Linked DNA regions of Homo sapiens: region 2 is linked to region 1. A link is a contact called in ENCODE Hi-C or POLR2A ChIA-PET data. All regions are on one chromosome and are shown on one strand. The core of a region is the stretch at or near the end of the contact, and the rest is flanking DNA. Distances in the headings are between cores, read along the strand shown. Region 1 holds the start of EXD2 (exonuclease 3'-5' domain containing 2). Region 2 has its middle 39 kb from the start of SRSF5.

What was found. A loop is a pair of places that touch in the nucleus more often than their neighbours do. ChIA-PET counts read pairs that join two places held with the same protein, here RNA polymerase II (POLR2A). Pooled maps may share reads with other maps.
Region 2: a loop to region 1 is called in a pooled map, with 2.4 times the contacts of the local background. The contact joins the enhancer-like site here to the promoter of EXD2 in region 1. A Hi-C loop is called at or near these places in 1 of 50 pooled maps. POLR2A ChIA-PET finds 5 or more read pairs at or near these places in 2 of 52 experiments (MCF 10A and activated CD8-positive, alpha-beta memory T cell).

Annotation. Positions count from the first base shown.
Region 1 is chr14:69,188,802-69,194,760 of GRCh38, forward strand. EXD2 (exonuclease 3'-5' domain containing 2) reads left to right here and starts at 2,697. Exons shown (of 10, transcript NM_001193360.2): 1 at 2,697-2,790. All of the region lies in intron 3 of GALNT16-AS1 (GALNT16 and EXD2 antisense RNA 1), which reads right to left. RefSeq lists a silencer at 2,918-3,107.
Region 2 is chr14:69,725,327-69,731,299 of GRCh38, forward strand. No RefSeq gene overlaps it. Among named protein-coding and RNA genes, the nearest start is that of SRSF5, 39 kb to the right of the region's middle. Within about 2 kb of position 1,790, at least 26 of the 41 ENCODE cell types and tissues checked have a DNase peak (open chromatin) inside an H3K27ac peak, as active enhancers do.

The sequences.
Region 1 (5,959 bases), core at 1,447-3,946:
GCATGAGCCACCGCACCCAGCTTCATGATTGATTTCTAACTTAATTGCAATGTAGTCAGAGAATGTGATCTGTATGATAGCAATTTTTTGCAATTTGTAAAAAGTTGCTCAATAGCCTACATTTTTAAAAATTATTTGATTTTAAAAACAGCAACCAGTTAGATAATCAATGGCCTAAATCAAAATTAATTTTCTTAAATCTTCCCTGTAAATGTGAAAAGTATATTTGAGAACAATTTGTGTTTTCACATCGTTGAGGACATAGTTCTTTTCTTTGTCTTCCTCAGGAATGGAGGGTTCTTTACATAGTTCTATACATGCTCCTTAGAAAAGGTTAATTAATTATGTCAGACATTCCCATAATGACTGGTGATTCTTGGATGTCTTCTCATATTTAAAAGTGAGAAACTGTATTTTAAAAGCTGATTAGAAATTCTGTATGCACAGATGAGTCTTGTTGACTGGGCCTTAATGTAGAGTGATTGCTTGTGAACCCAGACAGTTCTTTATGAAATCCTCCAAATGTCAATATTCTGCTATTCTTTTTGTTTTTAATTATTAATTTTTGTGGGCACACAGTAGATGTACATATTTATGGGGTACATGAGATATTTTGATACAAGCATACAATGTATCTGCCATTCTAATCTAATTTCTATCTTTTAAAATTGTATCTTTTTTTTTAGTTTGGTACTATGTCCTTTCCTGTTCTTTCTTCTTTGGGTTAACAAACTTTTCACTCCTTTACTATCATTTTTAAAAACCCTTTTATCGAAGTATATATGAAACCAGAAAAGTGCTCACAAATATAACCTGAACACACATGTAAAGCCGCACTCAGATTAAGAAATAGAACATTATCAGCACTTCGTGAACCTCCTCATGTTCCCTTCCAGTTATTACTACCCTAAGATTAATCATTATATACAGTGACTTCTAATAGCAGGGATATTTGGGTAGTTTCCCGTTTGGGGCTGTTGAAAGTATGGGTATGAGCTTTTTTTTGTACATGTCCTTTTGGTGAATACATGCAGACATTTCAGTTGCATATATATAACTAGGAGTAAAATTGTTTTTTGTTGTTTTTGTTTTCGAGACAGGGTCTAGCTCTGTCACCTATGCTGGACTGCAGTGGTGTGATCACAACTCACTGCAGCCTCAAACTCCAGGGATCAAGACGTCCTCCTGCCTAAGCTTCTGGAGTAGCTGGGACTACAGGTGCACACCATGATGCCCAGCACTTTGGGAGGCCGAGGTGGGAGGATCGCTTGAGGCCAGGAGTTCAAGACCAGCCTGGGCAACACAGTGAAAATCCCTAAAGTGCTGGGATGACACGTTGAGCCACTGTGCCCCAGCTAGGGGTGAAATTGTTGGAACAAAGTCTTTTCACATATTCAGATTCAGTTGATACCGCCAAACAGTTAAACAAAGTGATTGCATCAATTTATGTTCCCTTCAGGAGCATATGAGAGTTGTGGTTGCTCCACAATCTTGCCAATACTTGACATTTTCTTTTTCATTTAGCTATATCTCATTGTGGTTTTAATTTGCATTTCCTCTTTATCCTTTGTTTTTTAAGTGTTTCAAGATGGAGCAGATAAAAATTCAGGGAGTTAATCCTCTATAATAGCTGGAAATTTCCCCCATGGGTACTCATTCAATGGAATTTAAAACATTTGCCCCTGTATTGAAGGCAATATAGTATAAAGGATGGGGCCACATGCTCTGCAATCAGAAATATGAGGTTTGATTCCTAACTCCGGTGCTTACTTGCTGAATTACCTTGAGGAAGTTATTTAACCTTTTTCTATTTTATGTAAAACGGCACTAATAATAGTACTGCCTCACAGGGTTGTTATGGGGATTAAAGGAGAAAAAATAAGTAAAATGCTTTGCAAAGTTCCTAGCAACAGGTGAGCACAAAGTCAACAAATGGTAGCTATTATTATACCTTATATTGGTTATTTATGCACATCTCATTTCTCCTTCTGTTTTACACATTCCATGAGAAAGGAAAAGCATGCATGTAGCACAGATTAACTGCCTCACATATAATTGCTAATAAAGACTGATTGGATGAACGATTTAATATATAAACAAAAAGTATTGTGGTTATCGCTATAAAAGATGGCATAGGTTGGGCATTCACGCCTGTAATCCCAGCACTTTGGGAGGCCGAGTTGTGAGGTTCGCTTGAGCCCAGGAGTTCGAGACCAGCCTAGGCAATGTAGGGAGACAGTATCTACAAAAAAAAAAAAAAAAAAAAAAAAGGAGGGTACATAAAATTATTATAGTGGCTATAGGATAATGTGCACTGCTAATGAAGACTACATTATTTAAATACAGTGTCTTTCCTTCTATTTACTGTTATCGTTTAGCAGAAAAACAGTACGCAGGATACTAAAGAAGGAAAATTCGATGTCCCATATTACATTTGTGAGAGTTCTGGAGGTTTCTCCCTTCAAAGCCAAAACCAAAACACAAACATACCATCCCAGTAACAAATGCGTCACTTTTCTGAAGAAGACGTTAAGCCCTTCCAATTTTAACAGATCCTTTGTTCAACAGAGGAGAGAGACTGGGTAGGCATCACCTGCCCCAGTAGCTTCCGTACAAAATGGCGTTGCCCGTTCCCACACGCCAGCTGGGATTACGTCCTCCAGGCCTGTCGCAGGAACGGAAGTGGTTACGGCCCTAGTGAATCCGGGTGGGTGCGCGCAGGCGGCCGCACAGGTTCCAGGTCTTTAACGTGAGCCCGCTGCAGGTGTGCGGCCCAGTCCGAGACAGCAGGTAAGTGAGGCTCAGAAGCCGGCGAAGCCTTGCACCAGGATTGTGCGCGGGGCAGGGGGTGCTTCCAGTGCAGACTAAGAGGGGTCGTGGAGCGGGGGGATATTACCGTGTACGGGGGTGACATTGCGGGGCCCCCGCTGTCCCGGAGCGAGTTGGCCCTGCCCCTCTCCCCGCCCCTCGGCGTGACCCCCTCGCCCCCGTCGCACACGGCGGGGCGGTTCAGCACCCAGGTGCGCAAGGAGGGCCTCACCCCTGCCCGCGGCCTCCCACGCCCTCCTTGGGCCTCTCCTTTCGACCCCCTTACCCTCTCCCTGGGAGACTCTACCAGACCTTCGAGGCTGCGTGTCCCAGTCAGCTAAAAAGGAGGCCCCGCCCGCGGCACCTGGTAGCTCCTCGGGCGCTGCGGGTTCGACGCGGCAACAGCTGCTGTTTTCTCTCCTGGATTCGTGTGAGCCGCCACCCTCGCTACCATCCCTGTCCTCCCAGACCACACCCTGCTCTGGGCCTTGCCGGGAGCCACCTCTTTGGCTTTTCACATCCCTGGGATGGATCAAAACTAAGAACCTTAATCATTATTTATTACAAAATTGACATCTGCTCCTTAAAATACAAACAAACCAATCCCCCGATAAGCTTTTGATATGATTCCAACATTCAAACTCCTTTATATACCCTCTCCTCAAAAACACAAAATTGAAATTATACTTTATTTTCTTAGTTCTGTTCCAAGGATAGAAGGAATTGAAAGGTTTTGTTAATCATAGGAATTAGGAAGTGCGGGTTGGGGCGCAGCGGGGAAGATGGATTAAATTTGGTCAAGTTGAGCTTGTTTTAAAAATGTATTTTTAAAATATTCTAGTTATAGTCCGTGCATAAAGCCTTGTAACAAAATTATGTAAAAATTTTAAACACAGATCTTTCTTAGCTTGATGTTCTTGGTGGTGAGGGTGGGGAGTGTGGAAGACAGATCCTCTTTGATTTTGTTTTTTTCCATCTCCACCTTCTTTACCAGTCCCTTTCCCACAAAATAAGAACTGTTGTCAGTTTGTGTGTATTTTTCTTTGCATTTATTTGACAAGTATGTGTACGTATAAGATATATGTTTGTAAGATTTCGCTTTAAACTTTTACAAATATGCATGTTTTATGCATTACACAACTTGACGTTTTATGCTTAAAAACGGGTCTTGGAATTTTTTCTTTGTCAGTACCTAGAGATCTACCTATTCTTTCTACTTGCTCTGTAAATTCCATGGTTATGTAAGATTCCATAGATTGTTTCCAGTTTTTCATTGTTAGACACAGTATGGCGGAGAACATCCTTCCCACACACCTCTGTGAGAGCCCATGTGAGAGCATTTCTCAAGGATGGGTACCTGCAGGTGGAATTGCTGGGTGGGAGAGTATGGGGATTTAGGAATGCCAAACTGCCACCCACGGTGGATAATAATTTCCTCCATTCTCTCTCTCTTTTTTTTTTTTTTTTGAGACAGAGTCTTGCTCTGTTGCCCAGGTTGGAGTGCAGTGGCGTGATCTCAGCTCACTGCAGCCTCTGCCTCCCAGGTTCAAGCGATTCTCCTGCCTCAGCCTCCCGAGTAGCTGGTATTACAGGCACCCGCTACCACGCCTGGCTAATTTTTGTATTTTTAGTAGAGACGGGGTTTCACCGTATTTGCCAGGCTGGTCTCAAACTCCTAAACTCGAGTGATCCGCCTGCCTTGGCCTCCCGAAGTGATGGGATTACAGGCGTGAGCCACCGTGTCTGGCCCACCATGCTCTTTTGATCATTTAATGGTATCGATCTTTTTTGTTTTTGCCAATCTGATGGATGGAAAAGTGATTTCTCTTTGCTGTTTTAATTTGCATTCCCCTGATTACTATTGAGATTGAACATCTTCATGATTGTCAGCCATTTGTATTTCCTCTTTTGAGAAACATCTCTTTCTATTGGATTGTCTTTTCCTTATTGATTTATAATAGTATTTTATATGTTCTGGATTTTGATCTTTTGTTATTCATATGTGTTTATAATATTTACTCCCTGCTTATTGCTTTTTTAAGTTGTTGCTTGTCTTTTAACTATATGGCATCTTTGTTGAAACAAAGTTTAAAATTTTAGGTTTTAATTTATCAGTCTGTTATGTGTGTGTTTGTATTTTGTGGCTATCATTCCCAATCCGAGTGGTTCTTAAATGGCAGAGATTTTTGCTCTCGGGGTTATTTGGCAATGTCTGTAAACATTTTTTGTTTGTTCCACTAGGATGGTGCTGCTATTGGTTATCTAGTGAGTAAAAGCGAGGGTGCTGCTAAACATCCTACAGCGCACGGGAAAGCTTCCCACAACAAAGAATTTCACCAGCCAAAAATGTCAGTTGTGCTGAAGTTGAAAAATCCTTCTCTACTTTTAGAGAGAGGAGGGTTTTCTCCTAAAGCTCTGTTTTCTCCTTGAAGTTCTTCTTGTGGGAATAGTTTTTTTTCTTTAATTCCTCTGGAATTGTGTGTGTGTGATTGTTGTTTTCCAAATACTGTCACCTCGAACAGTCAGTCCATTCTTTTTTTTTTTTTTGAGTCAGAGTCTCGCTGTGTCGCCCAGGCTGGAGTGCAGTGGCGCGATCTCAGCTCACTGCAACCTCTGCCTCCCGAGTTCATGCCATTCTCCTGCCTCAGCCTCCCAAGTAGCTGGGACTACAGGCGCCCACCACCTCGCTTGGCTAATTTTTTGTATTTTTAGTAGAGATGGGGTTTCACCGTGTTTGCTAGGATGGTCTCGATCTCCTGACCTCGTGATCCACCTGCCTCGGCCTCCCAAAGTGCTGGGATTACAGGTGTGAGCCACCGCGCCCGGCCTAGTCAGTCCATTCTTGAACCATTAATCCGAAATGCCACACTTACCATGTACTAATTTCTTTTTTTTCTTTTTAATTTTTATTTGTAGAGATAGAGATGAGTTTTTGCTATGTTGTTCAGGCTGGTCTCAAACTCCTGGCCTCAGGAGATTCTCCCCCATCAGCCTCCCAAAGTTCTGGAATTATGGACATGAGCCACCTCGCCTGGCCTCATGTGCTCATTTATCATACAGGATCTGTTTCTAGACTGTCTTCTGTTCTATGGCATACTTTTCTATTTTGCTGGACCAATACCACAACATCCTATATTAAACTATATGTTAT
Region 2 (5,973 bases), core at 540-3,039, 540 kb after region 1:
GCTGGACCAGGGCTTCTTCCCACAACAAGAACCCATCCAGGCCAGGTGCGGTGGCTCATGCCTGTAATCCCAGCACTTTGGGAGGCTGAGGTGGGTGGATCACTTGAGGTCAGAAGTTTGAGACCAGCCTAGCCAACATGATGAAACCCCATCTCTACTAAAAATACAAAAATTAGCCCAGCATGGTGGCTCATGCCTGTAGTTTCAGCTACTCGGGAGGGTGAGGCAGAAGAATCACTTGAATCTGGGAGGCAGAAGTTACAGTGAGCTGAGATGGCGCCACTGCATTCCAGCCTGGGTGACAGAGTGAGACTCTGTCTCAAAAAAAAAAAAAAAAAAGGAACACATCCAGAGAATGGGCAGGCAGCCAGCATGGAAGGGGCTGGTGAGGGAACTAGTGAGAAAGGGAAGAAAACACCCAGTGGGGCAGGACTTTGAATGCCATACTAAGGATATGGATGTGATTCCATAGGCAAATGGGAGCCGTTGAAGGATACTGAAGAGAAGAATGGTGTGCTGTCAGTGTAACATAACGGGAAAGAACTTGATGGACAATGGATTGGAGTGGACACTAACTGGAAAGACCACTGTAGGCATCTGGTAAAAGATGTTCATTAGCCCTCAGATGATGAGAGCACAAGGTGGGCTTGACTTAGCTAGGAAGAGTTGACAGAATTGCTCATGTATTTGGGAAAATCATTCAGGCGAAGGGGTCTTGAGCTTTGTGGCGGACTGCATGGAAAGGAATGAGAAACAGACAAAGGAGTCAAAAAGTCTGCTTATGTCTATGCATAGCAAGGAGAAGAAAGGCGGGAAGGACAGAGGAATGAACAAATTGCTTTGATTTGGAAAAGAGTGTGCAGGGAACCTGTGCAGAGGGCTGGGACACATGGGTCTGTGGACTGTGACCAGGATGCGGAGCAGGGTCCATCACACTTGTTCAGAGGGGAGGACCAAAGCCTGTTTCAGGAAATTGCTTCTGGGGTGAAATGGAAGTGGTGTGTCTCCCACAGGAAGACGTAAGGGAACTTGAAGGACCAGAGTATAGCCCACCTGTGAGAGGCAGTAATTTAAAACCCTCTCATTTTTCTCCATGGCCAGATCTTGGAGGCACCATGCCCACGGCTCTGCCAGGTCTGTTGCAGGCCTAGTTTTTCATTCCTGGGATGGAGTATGGAGGCTGCGGTGGGAGGATCACCTGAGCCCAGGAGATCGAGGCTGCAGAGAGCAGTGTTTGCGCCACTGCACTCCAGCCTAGGCGCCAGAGTGACACCCTGTCTCAAAACAAGCAAACAAAAAACCAAAACAAAACTAATGATGCAAAATTTTAAAATTGAAAAAAAAAGAAGAAAATACAGGGTCCACGAAGAGGAGTGGATCCACCCCGTCTTCTTTCCCTGCTGCCATGCCCTTTGGCAGGCAGCCGTCCCCACGCCCGGAAAGCCCCAGCTTCGGCTCAGCCCACAGCACAAGGGCATATCCTTCTGCCTGCGCAGGCCAGGGTGCTCGACGCCCTCGCGGTCCGCCTGCGCGCCCCCACGCAGGCTCAGCAGCGCCCGGGCCTGCAGCAGAGGCCGGAGGAAGCGCCACGGGCGGCTCAGACCTGAGGCCGCAAGGGCGCGCCGGGCGGGCAGGGCGGAGGGTCCGATTTCCTCCCTCTGAACGGAAAAAAAGCCACTTTCCCTGGGAAGAACTCGAAGAAGTTGGATGTCTGATCTTCACCTTGGATTTGTGGTCTCGGCCCGCGGGCGACTCACCCCACCCACCAGGATCCCACGAAGCCGGGCCGGCTCAGCCCGCTGGCGCCATCTAGTGTCGAATGAGGAGGCGGCCCTCTGCGGCTGGAGGGGACGCTTGGGCGTGTGGTGAGTTAGCTTCCAGGTTATGCAAAGCGGGGGTCAGCGGAGAGTCGGGGGTGTGACAGCCAGGGCCTCCAGCGGGTAGGGGATGCGACCTAGGAGTCTATGAGAAACTGACTCCTGCTTGGACTCTGTATTCTGTTTCCTAGAGCTGCCGTAACAAATTACCACTAACTGGGTGGCTTAAGGCAGCAGAGGTGTCTTCTCTCACAGTTCTGGAGGCCAGAAGTCTGAAATCAAGGCGTGGGCAGGGCCGTGCCCCCTCCGCAGGCTCTAGAGAGAGTCTTTCCTGGCCTCTTTCTAGCTTTTGGCGGCTGCCCGCACTTCTTGTTGTGCGTTTGCTTACAGATGCCTCACTCCAGTCTCTGTCTTCCTGTACGTCCAGGCCCACATCTCCCTCCTATAAGAACACGGGTTATAGGATTAGAGCCCACCCAATCCAGTAGGATTCATCTTAACCTGATCACATCCTATTTCCACATAAGATCACATTCACAGGAACCAGAGGTTAGGACACCCTCCAAAGAATCTTTCCGCTCAACAGATGTCCTTCGAGCACCTGTAAGGCGCCAGGCTGGTGCTGAGGGCTGGGCACATGGAGCTGCTCTGTCCTTGAGGTTCTCACGACTGGCACTAATAGTGTCATTACCGATCTCTGTCCCCCTTCAACCTTGACTCCTCAGTGCCTAGCAGGGCCGGCCCAGAGGCCCTGTATTTCATTGAATTAGGAAGGAAGGATGGAGGAAGGGCAGGAGAGAGGAAAGAAGGGCTGCAGGAATGATGCAGGGAGACCACGCAGCGGGGAAGGGGGTGCAGAGCAGTTGGCTAGTGCTTTACAGAGCAAGTGCTGTTGGAGCTGGGTCTTGAACCAATAGTAGTTTGGTTGCCAGGCAGAAGAGATGGGCCAGGGGGAGAGGCCTTCTAGGCAGAGCTAACAGGTGGGCAATGCCCAGTTGTGAGTGGGGCCGTGAGGTTGGGGAGTTTGGGAGCCAGGTGTGGTTGGAAGGGAGGGTGTGGGGGAAAGGTGCTGTCAAATGGTCCAGACCTGGAGACTGTGGCTCTATGGTGAAGGGCTTCGAGAGCCATTCTCTTGGTTTGAAGTATCTTGTAGGTGGGCAACCGAGAAGGTTTTAAAGCATGTGCTAGGTGTCATAATTACCAGGGGTGGAGACGGTGCAACAGGCAGAGACCCATGAAACAGAGGTCCATAGAATATCCTACCTTATAAATAAAAATTATTATTATTTTTTGAGACAGTGTAGAACTGTGATCTGATCTGATACGTTCTGTCCTTTAATATCTGAGTTAAATATGTTATTGGCTCCCAATCCAGACCCCAAGAGAGGATTCTTGGATCTCCCGCAAGAAAGAATTCAGGGCCTGTCCACAGAGTAAAGTGAAAGCAAGTTTATGAAGAACGTAAAGGAATAAAAGAACGACTACTGTATAGACAGAGCAGTGGCATGGGCTGCTCGACTGAGTATATTTATAGTTATTTCTTGATTATATGCCAAACAAGGGGTGGATTATTCATTAGATTTCCAGGAAAGGGGTGGGAATTCCTGGAACTGAGGGTTCCTCTTCCTTTTACACCATATAGGGTAACTTCTGGACATTGCCATCGCATTTGTAAATGGTCATGGTGTTAGTGGGAGTGTCTTTTAACAAGGCAATGCATTATAATTAATGTATAATGAGCAATGAGGATGACCAGAGGTCACCTTCGTCATCATCTTGGTTTTGGTGGGTTTTATCCGGCTTCTTCTTCTTCTTTTTTTTTTTTTTGAGATGGAGTTTCGCTCTTGTTGCCCAGGCTGGAGTGCAATGGCCCAATCTCGGCTCACTGCAACCTCTGCCTCCCGGGTTCAAGCGATTCTCCTGCCTCAGCCTCCTGAGTAGCTGGTTTAGCTGGCTTCTTTACTGCATCCTGTCTTATCAGTGTGGTTTTTGTGACCTATATCTTGTGACCTCCTGTCTCATCCTGTGACTTAGAATGCCTAACCATCTGGGGATGCAGTCCAGTAGGTCTCAGCCTTATTTTACCCAGCCCCTATTCAAGATGGAGTCATTCTGGTTTGAACGCCTCTGACAAATATGTTTATCTTTCTTATAGTTATGAATACATTTGGATCTACCATTTTATTTTGTATGAGCTCTTTATTTTCTTCTTTTTACTTTTTCCTATCTTCTTTTGGATTAAAAATGTTATCAATTTTCTACAATTTCTATTTTTCCATTGGACGAAATCCGTAAGATTGTATTTTGATTCTTTTGGAAGTCAATGTTGGGACTCAGAAACTGGTATCCCAATGGTTCTTTGACATGCTGGACTAAAGAAGCAGGCTCATGATCTCTTTGACCTTCCCCCAACTCCTGTTTCTGAATTCTTTGTTTCTCTCAAAGCACAGAATGAGGCTATTTTCTGAAGTTTCCAGGTGCTTGGGAGTTGATAAAGTTTAAGAAAAAATTTTTAATGAAGTTCTCTTATCTACCTAGAAACCAGACCCCGAAATAGGACCACAATTGCCTTCCGTCCTCTCCCTGAAATCTCATTATCTCAGAAAAGCAAGACTGAAGAATGTAACCACACCTGGATGAACTTTTTCCCAAGACATTTATTTATTTAATTTATTTTTTGAGACAAGGTCTCACTCTGTCACCCAGGCTGGAGTAAAGTGGCCAAACATGGCTCATGCAGCCTCAACCTCCCAGGCTCAAGTGAGCCTCCTGCCTCAGCTTCCTGAGTAGCTGGGAATATAAGAGTGTGCCACCATGCCTAATTTTTGATATTTCTTGGAGACGGCGTCTCCCCATGTTGCCCAGGCTATTCTTGAACTCCTGGACTCACGCAATCCTCTCACCTCAACCTCCCAAAGTGCTGGGATTACAGGCTTGAGCCACTACGCCCAGCTTTTTTCACAAGATGATGTCTGCCTCTTGTGCGCATCCAAATTCCAAAGAGAATTATTTACAAGTTAATTTCTGTTTTCCAGGTCCATTCATTTCCCCTGAAAATCATTTATTCTTACACTCCGCACTTCCCTCTCCCTAATGAAGAGGGTATTTAAGTGTCAGTCCTTTGGCCCTGTACTTGAGTTTTCATATTTGTAGACTCCCATGCATGTGTTTTCTGTTGTTATTCTGTGTTTCATTATAGGAGTGTCTCCTGTGATTCTTTTTTTTTTTTTTTTTTTTTGAGACTGAGTTTCACTCTTGTTGCTCAGGCTGGAGTGCAATGGCGCGATCTCGGCTCACTGCAACCTCCGCCTCCCTGGTTCAAGTGATTCTCCTGCCTCAGCCTCCCAAGTAGCTGGGATTACAGGCATGCGCCACCATGCCCGGCTAATTTTGTATTTTTAGTAGAGACGAGGTTTCTCCATGTTGGTCAGGCTGGTCTCCAACTCCCATCTTCAGGTGATCCACCCGCCTCAGCCTCCCAAAGTGCTGGGATTACAGGCATGAGCCACTGCGCCCGGCCTTCTGTGATTCTTTATAATGAGGAGAAAAGAAATCATCCCCTTTCCGCCCCTACATCACCCAGCTTTTTCTTAAAAAAATTGAAGTTATTCATTATTTCTCTCCTCCTCCAAAATTTATAGGCATTGGCCTGTCTGTCCTGAAATTTTAAAAAATTTGACTTTTGTTATAAATTTCTAATTATATTGCATTATTATCAAATAATATAGTCTGAATAATAAGGATCCTTTGGAATTTGTAAAGGCTTCCATTATAGCTTACCAAATTGTTTTAAATGTTGAATATCTCAAAAAGAATGCATATTCTTTATCCCCAAGTATAAAGTGCTATATAGAGCTAATAGCTCAATCTTATTAAGTATATTGCCCCTATTTTTAACACCTCTGCTTGACCATAGAAGAGTCTGGTAATATTTCAAACTACAATTGTTGACTTACCTATTTCTCCCTGAAGTTTGTCAGTTGTTGCTTGCCCTATGCTCCTATCATAAACATGTGCCAAATGGATTTTTCATGTCTTTCTTTCGTTTTCATGCCAAGCTCTGTTCTTATTTGCTCCATTTGAATGGTTTGATGCTCAGGCACATGGTCCTCTTCCAAATTAAAATCAAAATGCTGGTGAAGGTTAGAAACAGATT